2 separate regions of the Homo sapiens genome follow, and region 2 is linked to region 1. Evidence: chromatin loops called from intact Hi-C (ENCODE). Cell type or tissue: dorsolateral prefrontal cortex. All regions are shown on one strand. Links, peaks and the distances in the headings refer to the core of each region. The heading gives the core; the rest is flanking DNA.

What was found. A loop is a pair of places that touch in the nucleus more often than their neighbours do. Peaks named below come from ENCODE experiments on the same cell type or tissue, not always from the same donor. Only the 100,000 strongest peaks of a DNase experiment are listed, where the experiment ranks them.
Region 2: a loop joins it to region 1, with 3 times the contacts of the local background. A loop is called at or near these places in 2 of 110 quality-filtered maps.

The regions. Positions count from the first base shown.
Region 1 is chr4:15,228,837-15,234,217 of GRCh38, reverse strand. All of the region lies in intron 2 of C1QTNF7-AS1 (C1QTNF7 antisense RNA 1), which reads left to right. Among named protein-coding and RNA genes, the nearest start is that of C1QTNF7-AS1, 200 kb to the left of the region's middle. In dorsolateral prefrontal cortex, for the core only: CTCF peaks have their summits at 2,322 and 2,523 (motif pointing left); DNase peaks (open chromatin) are centred at 877 and 2,497; H3K4me3 peaks cover 895 bases; H3K27ac peaks cover 1,357 bases.
Region 2 is chr4:15,141,099-15,146,479 of GRCh38, reverse strand. The region is part of intron 2 of C1QTNF7-AS1 (C1QTNF7 antisense RNA 1); the gene reads left to right. Among named protein-coding and RNA genes, the nearest start is that of CPEB2, 140 kb to the right of the region's middle. In dorsolateral prefrontal cortex, for the core only: CTCF peaks have their summits at 1,813 and 2,016 (motif pointing right); no DNase peak of the experiment used is centred there; H3K4me3 peaks cover 508 bases; H3K27ac peaks cover 3,564 bases.

The DNA.
Region 1 (5,381 bases), core at 131-5,130:
CCAGTCAGAGGTCAAATTCAAGGTTGCAGGAAGGGAGATGACATGTCAGAAGCCCGCTAGCCAGCAGGAGATGGAGCCAGGACTCAGACCTGCTCCTTTGCCATAGTTTAGGCCATGAAAGTTTTCTCCCGAATGATAATAGGCATTATTTATTGAGCACATACTAGGTGCCAGACATTTACAACAACCTTGTGAGAAAGGCTTTATAACTTGCATTTCATTGATGAGGACACTGAGGCTCAGAGAGGCAAAGTTACCTGGCAGAGTCATATAGTCACCCAGGGTATGTTGTGAAGCACCCCCTGGTATACCAGACTTCAAAGCCTTTGTTCATCACACTGTTTGACACTGCTGGAAAGAGGCTCTGAGATTTACCAGCATGCTTCAGTTTCAGAGGTCAGAACATGTGCAGATGAACTAACGGCAGAGGATTCGTAAGCCGAGCCTTTTCTGTTCATTTGTTCCGTACCACATGTAAAAGTTCAATCAGCAAAATCACCTCCGGCCAGCAAAAGAACCACTTCCTGCCCATCTTTTTAGATTGTGTTCTCCTGATGATTTTCAAGGGGGCTCAGAGCCCAGATTAATTCAACAGAATAACAGAGCAAACCAGCTTCATTCCCACAAACATCACGTCCAAGTTGCTATGAGGTGACTTCAGTTCATTATCCGGTTGAGCCTGGAATGGGCAAGCTTCAGGGTGTCCCCACACCCACGGCAGACCCAGGCTCTTGGTGCCCAGATGGAAGGGTGGAAACAGAAGGTCCAGCCCATCTGTCTAATGGTTGTCCCTTGGCCAGCTAGTGGGATCTCCTCAAGAGCTTTGTGTGGCAGCTGCCTCAGCCTGGAAAGAGCTTGGCAAATTAGAAAGGAAAACAAACCCAAAGAGGAAACGCTGCTTGCAGCCCAGGCAGCTTTTGCATTATCACTTTCTCCTCTTTTGTGCTGAGTTTCAGATCTGTGACTTTCAAACAAAAGGGTTTTCTGGCCCAAACCTCCAGCTCGTTGTGAAAAAACCATGCACAAAAGTGGATTCAGCTGGCACAGCCCGTGTGACCTTGTGCCCGTGACTCCACAGCTCCTCTGTTTTCAGTGGGGAAGGAGAGCACAGTAATGAAACACAGGGTGGCTTTGCCATTTCCCAGCGATATGGCCTTGGACAAACATCTTGCCTTCTTTTGACTTCAATATCCATGTCTACAGTAGAAAACAGTAACAGCACTCACTTCAAAGGCTGTCAGGGAATTAAATGAGCTCACAAGTATGGAATCCTTAGAACAATCCTGAGTTCCTGCTGCATGCCCTGTGGGTTCAATGTACACTGTTATTATATTTTCTCATCAGTAAAACGAGAATAGTAATAGCACTTGCGTAGGATTGTTGTGAGGTTCAAATGACCACATGTTTCTGAAGAACTTAGTACACAGTGGGTGCTAGGAACTAAATACCAGATCTCATGCAGAGAGGCTGAGCAGAGATGCCTTTAAGAGGGTTGATTTGGAGACCTTGAATGCAGACAGCCAAGTCTGGTCTCTGCCAATTACCAAATAAGAATTAGACAGATCAGGTCATTAACTTATGCAGTTGATAGTTCCAGGAGGTGATATTTGAGGAAAATGAAAAAGTCAGGCAGGCAGCAGGGTGTGTGGTGAAAACACAGTGGGCTGGGGTCAGAAGTCCTGGCTTGGAATCCTGACGCGACCGTCTGGATGTAGGTAGCCTTGGGCAAATCTCTTCTTCACTTTGGCTTCAATTTCTTCTTCTGTAAAAGGAGAATTTGGTGATGTCCCAAATTCCTTCTAATGCTAATACCAGATAATTTAATGTTATTTTCGGGCATCACTCCCATTCACTGCTAGTGGGAATGATAAAACAATAAATTTATTCAAGTGAATAATTTAGCGTAATCTAGTTCATATGAAGATATGCACGTCCACCTCCATTATGGTGTGTCTCAATAATTTTATACCTGTTCATTCAAAAAATATTTATTGAACCCTAATTATGTCCCAGGTGCTGTTCTAGTAGCTAGGGATACTCCAGTGAACAAAACAGATAAAAATCCCAGCTGTCAAGGAGTTTATGTTCCAACAAGGTAGACAAATCACTCACAAGAAAAAAATTTAAAAAATAAGTGCTTAAGGGAAACTGAAAAAGTAGGGAAGGTTGTGGTTTTGGATGGGGTGTGTCTGTTTCCCCACTGGATGGGAGCATGGCCTCATCCAGGGCGGTACCTGGCACGCAGTAGTTTCTGATTAAAGGTTAGGTGAACAAATGCCCAAATGAGCAGACCCTGAGTCCTGAAAAGACTGATTTGATGCACATGTGTGTAGTCTGCGTATTTTTATCTGAAATGAATTAGCACCAGCAGTTTCCAGAGCAGAGCTGAAATGATTACATTACCATTATTTTAAATCTGAGAAGCACTAGGGAATGAGAACCACATCCTCCTCCCAAACCAGGCCAAACAGAGGAGGCCACAGAGCGGCCTTATTTGCACATTGCTGCCCCCTGGTGCTGGTATAAAAATATGGCCACATTTGCTTACCTCTAGGGTAAAATGAATTAGGCTGGTGCAAAAGTAATTGCGGGCTTGGCCATTGAAAGTAATGACAAAAACTGCAAATACTTTTACACCAACCTAATATCAGTGAGCACACAGCACCATCACTGAAGTATTGGGATTAAATTGTCAGTGTGGTGATGACCACGTTTGTCAAATCCAAAAGTCTGTACAGTATGGCCTTAAGGGGGCAGTGGCTAGAATATTAAGGACTATTTCAGATAAGTCAGTGCAATGATTTTATTTTCACGATGACACATGATGTCTGCTCAGATATCACTTTTTGGGAGTTTATAACTATCCAAATGGATCAGAGCTCATAGAAACCTAAGCTATTTCCTAGTCATAGGACTCCGGGAATGTTTCTTAAGGAGTTCATGTGTAGACTTCAGGGACCATCTGACCTTCTGTTTGAGAACAATGTTCCCCAAATGTGTAAGGAAGTGTTAGATCTAAATAACTGAGGAGTGCTGGGCCAGTTGCCCAAGGTGAGTCCTCCACGAAATGAGACACTTGTGTTCACTTAGCACAGTGGTTCCAGTTTGAATTCTATTTCGTTTATACACACATTCCCCATTTTACCTCATATCAAGGTGGCTGGTAATCAGGTAGTTTCCTAACCACCCTAAGTCCTTGTTTTCTCATCTAAAAACAGGAGAAAAATAATACTTACTAAATAAGGTTTAATCAAAAAGAAAATAGTCATGTGAAAGAAAGTAATAAAATATCAGGCACCCATTAGATGCTTAATAAATGCTTTTAAAAGCAAGCTTGGGAAACACTGACATTGATGGAAACTTACAAAGCATTTCAAGATTCGTCAGTGACAGGAAGACTTCTCTGATGAATTATTCCTGGCACTAAGGTCATTGTAAGATAATGAACACTATCAAACAGTGAAAAATCCTAATAAACTTTGTTTTATTCCAGGTGTGTTTCTATCAGAGTACTTTGAAAACCATTACATTGAAAATGTTGCTATCTTTTGTGTTTGAAGATAACACTATTTGCCCAATTTCTTTTTTTCTTTGGTTCTGATTGAAAATAGTATTATATTATAAAAACTAATGTTTCCTACATTGGGCACCCACAAAAACTGCCTTGGGGCCTGCATCTTAGGGTTCTGCTATGGGATAAATGTTTGTATCTTCCTAAAATTCATGTGTTGAAACCTAACCACCAATGTGATGGTAGTAGGAGGTAGAAATACCGTAAGGTGAGAATGTTTAGTGTCTTATAAAACAGACCGCAGAGAACTGCGCTGCCTCTTCCGCCATGTGTGGACAGAGCAAGAAGGCACCACCTATGAACCAGAAAACAGTCCCCCACCAGAGAGTGGATCTGCAGTGCCCTGATCTTAGACTTCCTCCAGAATTGTGAGCAATAAATTTCTGCTGTTTATTAGCTATCTAGTTTTTGGTATATTTTATGGAAGCCCAAGTGAACTAAGATGGGTTTCTATTTGTAGAATCAACTGCTTTTCCTCTTAAAAAAATTGTAGGTTTTTTTTTATTACTACAAAAGTGATATGTGATTATTGTAAAAAAAAAAATTGAAACATTACAGAAACACATGGTCTGTAAAGGAAACATTTTCCGTAATCCCAACTTTCTTTTAAAGGTTTGGCATATGATTGTGTTCATTTTGTTTCATGAATACACCAACTTATATGCGAGTGCTTTAACAAGAATGGGATCATACTAACATGTTCTTCTGCAATTTGAGTTTTTTTAACGTTCGGCATCCTGGATAAGTTCCACATCTTTCTGCCACTTCTCTCTCTCTCTCTCTCTCTCTCCCTCTGTCTTCTTTTTCTCTCTGTAATTGATGTATAGTGTTCCATGGTGAGGTGTACCTATTGTAACTCTGCAGTTTCCTTTCTAGGTAGTCTGCTGCCTTTATTCAGCAGAAGATCAAAGATCCCACCCATGCATGGTATCTCAAGGACTGGAGGGGGAAAAAAAGACAGCAAGTGGGAGTGCCCTCATTTGAGACTATATTTGAGTGAGCATTAAGTAGTGAGTAGCTGAACCTGTAGAGGCTGAAGGGCCTAGAGGCATTGTGGACAAGGCTCCTTGGCAGCTGAAAGATGAGCGGTGTGCTATGAATCCCACCTTACCTATAAGAATGGTACACTTTAATTGGAGGGTTCTTATGGTTTCTATTTTAAGCTTCATTCATATATCATTTATTCAGTCAACAAACATTTTTGAGTGTCTACTCTGAGGCAACCAGGAATGCAGAAATAAATTTTCTTAATAGATACAAACTGATAAGTATCCACAGAGCAATTGCATTCTATGGGACACAATTCATTTGCATTGATCTGGTCACAAATATTTGCATGACTCAGCTTTCTACAATTTACAGAGTAGTAGAAGGATTCAAAGACAATGAGGCTGGGCGTGGTGGCTCACATGGTGGCTCAATCCCAGCACTTTGGGAGGCCAAGGCGGGCAGATCACTTGAGGTCAGGAGTTCGTGACCAGCCTGGCCAACATCGTGAAACCCTGTCTCCGCTAAACATACAAAAATTAGCTGAGCATGGTGGCACACGCCTGTAATCCCAGCCACTTGGGAGGCGGAGGCAGGAGAATCGCTTGAACCTGGGAGGAGGAGGTTGCAGTGAGCTGAGATGGTGCCACTGCACTGCAGCCTGGGTGACAGAGCAAGACTCTGGCTCAAAAGAAAAAAAAAAAATTAAAAGACAATGAAAGGCAGAGATCACCCAGAAAGGTATATTAGGCTGAACATCCGGGAAGTTTTTTCTTCCTCTCATTTTAAAGACTTTCAGAATTTTAATGGACAAATATCACAT
Region 2 (5,381 bases), core at 105-5,104, 88 kb after region 1:
ATGTTTCAGAAAGGGCAAGTACACCGAGAGCCCTGGTTTCCACGGGGGCAGGGAGGGGTGCCAATGGTGCAAGATGGTCTGTATGCTGGAATTCCATTTTTTCTTTCATCAATTTAGGAAAACCCTACTCATGTCTTAAAATCAAAGGTTTCCTCTTATAAAAAGCCTCTCTGAATCAACATATGCCCAGCTAATCAACCCATACCTGTTACTGTCTACTATAATTGTGAGTTGTAGTAGGAGAAAGTTGATCTGATGAATGATGATACCAGGATGTCCCTGACATAACATGGGACAAAGGGAGGAGCATTTAACTCTCTGTCGCTGGTAACAGTCTTTAGGAACACGTCACAGATTGGCAGTATCTGAGCTGGATTTCGAAGGAAAAATTGGATGCATTAGGCCATTGTGACTTGGATTCCCAGCCATCACCAGGGAGAATGTCAATATTGAAGCCTGTTGAGTATGAAGAAGATAAAGTCTCCCAAATAAACCAGGATCGCCGTGTCTTTTGTTCCTCTAGGTTGGGCTGCCGGCCGCTGGTTAGGGCAATGAGCCAGGTGTCCCTTGGCACGTTGACATTTTAAGAGCTCTGGCACCAGTGGCAAGTGTGGGTTAATTTGATATTTACTAAGATTCACTTGCTTCACAAACATCGAGCTCCAGCCATTGGTGAGGGGACTATGCACTGTTGACAGCTGTCATCATTTTACTGACTCAGACACCTTTTGTTGCTGTCAGAAAACAAACACCAACCTTCTGACTGCCTTTAGGAGCCTGGGACTCTCATAAAACAGCACTATCTGGGATGTTTTTCTCTGGGAAACCAGAAGCAGGTTCCTTGAGTCCAGACCACACCAGCAAAGAGAACAAAAAAGCAATCACTGTCATTATCACCATCATTGTTGTGATCATCATCAATAACATCATCATCATCACGGCACTCTCTGTCTTCTAAGAGCCTCTATAAGATGGCTAAGAACCATCTTCCATTTGGTCCTATCTAACTTTAAACGTGCCAAGTAAGGACATCCTCCTTCTCAAGAAGACAGTTTTCTGCTCCTGCAATTTATATTTTAATCTTATTACAACCTATCTTTTTGTTTTTCATTGTTTTCACTTTTTACGTTTCCACCACATAGGCCTATTTAAACCCCTAAATCTTAATCTGAATGAACCCTTACTTTGTTGGGATTTATGTGTTTTGAATATGTGTAGTCTATAATTATGCCTTCTTCCCCCGAACACATTTTTAGGTCTTACTTTTCTTTGTTAAAGTCAACCCCTCTATTCTTTCATTTTATTTCCAGTGTTTCTGCTCCTTTTAGAACGTGAATTTTGTTAGAAGGGTTATTGCTTCCCTGCCGCTAAGGGTGGATTAGGCCATCTGTCATGACGATCCTTACCTGACGAAGAGAATGTTAACAACTACTACTTAGGATGGGCTTGGTACTAGCCTGGCACTGGGTACGATTTCGGACTCAAATTTATTGTTTCACTGATTATTACAATGGCCCTGAAGGTTTCGGGTTATTATTGTTCCCAACCTACAGGTATGGGGATTAGGCTCGGGGTGGTGGGGGGTGTTGAATAACATGTTGAAGGTCAGAGAGTTGGTGAATGACAGAATCTGCCTGCCTCTGATCCAAAGTCCAACGTCCCACACAATCTTTCACTTTGAGCTTCCATTGACGTTAGTTTTTATATCTCCTTCTTTAAAAATTACATTAAATATAGAAAATAAGATCTGGGAGTCAGAAAATACTGGACACCCTACAATTTTCCTCACCCTTTCTTTAGGGCTCCCAGCAGGGGTGAAATTCCATGTCCTTGGTTAAATCTGTTTGAATTCATTTTTAGGAGTTATAATTTGACAAGAAGCTCTAACAACACACTCCACTGGCAGTCAGGACTGCAGCAGCCTTGCCTGTCTGCTACGATCTTACTTTGTTCCTCTCCGTTTTCCTAGCATGGTTTGTCCTTTATAAACCAGCCTCATCTGGGAATAGTGTGCCTTTGTTAATTACCTTTGCAGAGCCAGCAGATGGTGCAGAAAGCACTGCATTGTCGGAGGACCTAAGCCAAAAAAGAGAAGAGGGAGAGAGGGTGGCATCTGTTTATTTGTTTAATTTCTTCAAGAGGAAATGGTGGGTATAAAAATAAAACTAGTCATCACTAAGCATCTCGAAGTGAGGAACACTTCTACCGTCATATAACAATGGTTTAAAAGAAAATTCTATTTCAGGCCCCAAAGCTTTGGACATTTGAAGAAGTATTTGAAACCTGGAACTGGCCATGCCGGCTCAGTGAGGGTCCACTGGCCAATCCTGAACATTGGCCAAGTTTACCTGTCAGATGCTGTGCCCCAGACCTAGGCGTGGAAAACCAGCCAGCAAAGCAGGTTCCCCGTAGAAGCCCCCACCATCACCTTCTTTCCCATTTAACCAAAGACCAGGTTAGCTTCTAATTAACAGGGTTTAATAGCCTCTCTTTCTACAGTTTTGGTGGTAGGTGTCCCGTGTGTAATCTATACCACTGTCCTTGGAATCAGAGCATATTCCAGATGAAAGGGCCCTTAAAACCATTGCAGTCAAACCCCCTCATTTCAGAGAGTGGGACATCGGTACCCAGAGCAGAGAAAGGCTTTACTCAAGTCACCAAGCCTATTAGTGGCAGAGCCAGAATTAGAAGTGAAGTTCCCCTATCTCTCAGCTTGCCACCTCTCCCCTACTCTGCCAGGTAAACAGAAGAGGGAGAGGCAGGGGGAGTTTGGGGAGATTCCAGATGGCTCCATGAGCAAAGTCTTAGAAAAACTACCTGCTGCAGAAAGGAACTAAATGATCAAACCACAGAGGTAGCAGGCACACGACTTGAGAAATAAGAAATAGTCCAGAGTAACTAGAATACTGGGTGTCAGAGACAGTGCAAGAAACGTTGTGGGGACTTGATTGTGAAGGGCCTTGTCATCAAGAAAATGCAGCACCAAAGATGTAAGTAGGAAACAATTATGTCTGGGCCTGTGCCCAAGATGGTGGTGATGTGAGGATGGGTTGATGAGGGAGATTAGGAGGGGGAGGTCACCCAGGAGTTAGATGAGAAGTGTCCAAGTCAATCTGGTGGTGGTGGAAATAGAGAGGTTTCATTTCCCTTCACTCCACAGGAATGTCTCTGTTCAAGGTCACTAATGACCTTGACCTTGCCAGATCCAATGGCCGCTTCTCTGACCTCACATTTCTTGATATAATCAACCACTATCTTCTCCAGATACTTCATAAGGCAGGCGGGGGTCGAGGTGGGGGTAGAGAGTTATGCTTAAAAATAAGAAATGGAAATCTCCTTGGAGGAAGGAAGACAACATCCTTCAGGATCCAGCCCCTCCCTAGCAAGGAGCTCCCACTGGGTCAAACTACATAGGGAGCAGCCCCAATCCAGGACAAGTAGGGCAAAAGAGAAGTCCTATATTTGGGTTCAAACACTGAATTGAAAATATAGCACTTAGAACATATGTGACCTGTTCTAGCTACAGGCATGCTTTTCATCATCAATAGGTAAAAGTCAAAATACCTTAGCAAGCAGATAAACCTCTATGACTTCTTTCTACTTTCCATTCTTAACTCCATCGTTATCTTTCTTCTGAATAAACTGAGTTTGCAACAAACCAATGATTTAGAAAGCTAACAAAATGTTATACAATCTCACAGAAGTTTAAGTTCCAGATCAAGGGAAGTGATAGGCCTGCATTCTTCTGCATTGATTTGATCATATCTGGAGTTCATTCTCTGCCCAGTTCTGGCCTTACATTTGCAAAGAGACAATTACAAGATGGAGAAATAACCCAGCATGGGAAGCGCATCAACAAATCTAAATGTGTGCCTGTGAGGCCTAGATACATTTTGCTCAGTGAAATCTTTATGCACCCTCAATAACTGTTTTCCAGTGTTTGAAGGACTATATGTTGACAATAAAGCAGGTTGATTTTAGAAGAAAAACTTCTAGTCAATAGGTAAATCATCCATGAAGTTGAATTTAGCTTCATGTAAATACTAATCTTCAAAGGGATTGACTGCTGAGAGGGACAGCTGCTTTCTGTACCTGGGAGTGTCCATGCATATGCCTCATGGCCACTTGCAGAGAAAAGAGAGCTGTGGGTCCTGTTAATGGAAGAGTCTAAATTATTTAAAATGTAGCCTTCTCTTAGTGACCATCAACAGATCCCAGAATTTCTTTTTTCTTTTTTTTTTTTTTTTTGAGACGGAGTCCTGCATGTTTCCCAGGCTGGAGTGCAGTGGTGTGATCTTGGCTCACTACAAGCTCCGCCTCCCGGGTTCACGCCATTCTCCTGCCTCAGCCTCCCGAGTAGCTGGGACTACAGGTGCCCGCCGCCACGCCCAGCTAATTTTTCGTATTTTTAGTAGACACAGTGTTTCACTGTGTCAGCCAGGATGGTCTCGATCTCCTGACCTCGTGATCTGCCTGCCTCGGCCTCCCAAAGAGCTGGGATTACAGGTTTGAGCCACCGGCCCCACAGGTCCCAGAATTTCTTAGAGATGTCCAGTAGGCTGAAAAGAACTGGGGTTGTCAGGAGTCGGGAAATGAGAGAGAGAACAGTAAGAGGAATATGAGTTTAACATGAGATAGAACTCTAGAATCTGTTAAAGTGGTTCCCCAGAACTTCAGTTTCCTCTTTCTTGCCCAATGATACACTCTTCCCACCCTTTATTTTCCGCACTTTCAAAATACTTCTTCAAGAAAGGATAATGTTAATTCATGCTAACACGTAAATGGCTTCTTAGAATCCACAATCTTCTCTTCCCAGAGTCATTTTGCCTACTTCTAAGGGATAAAATCTAAAGCTAATAAATAGACTGTATTAGGCAGTTGTATGGAGAAATGAAGAAATTCGCAGTTAGGATTTGGGTTACAGCTGCCAAGTATTGATTGCAAGTAACAGAAATTACTTCCAACTAACTTGAACACAAAATGAATCTGTTTGAAGAACACAGGTAACATGGTTTGGATCTTTGTCTCCTCAAAATCTCCTGTTGACGTGTTCCCCGTGTTGGAGGTGAGGTTTGGTGGGAGGAGACTGTACCCTGGGAACGAATCCCTCATGAATGGTTTAGCGCCATCCCCTTGGTGATAAGTGAGTACTCGCTCAGTTAGTTCTGGTTGTTTAAAACAGTCTTGGACCTCGCTCTTATCTCTCTTTTACTCCTGCTCTCACCATGTGACATGCCCACTGCGCCTTCAACTTCCACCATGATGGTAAGCTCCCTGAGCAGATGCCAGCACCGTGCATCTTGTAAAGCCTGCAGAACCAAGAGCCAAATAAACCTCTGTTCTTTATAAATTACGCAGCCTCAGATGTTTCTTTATAGCAA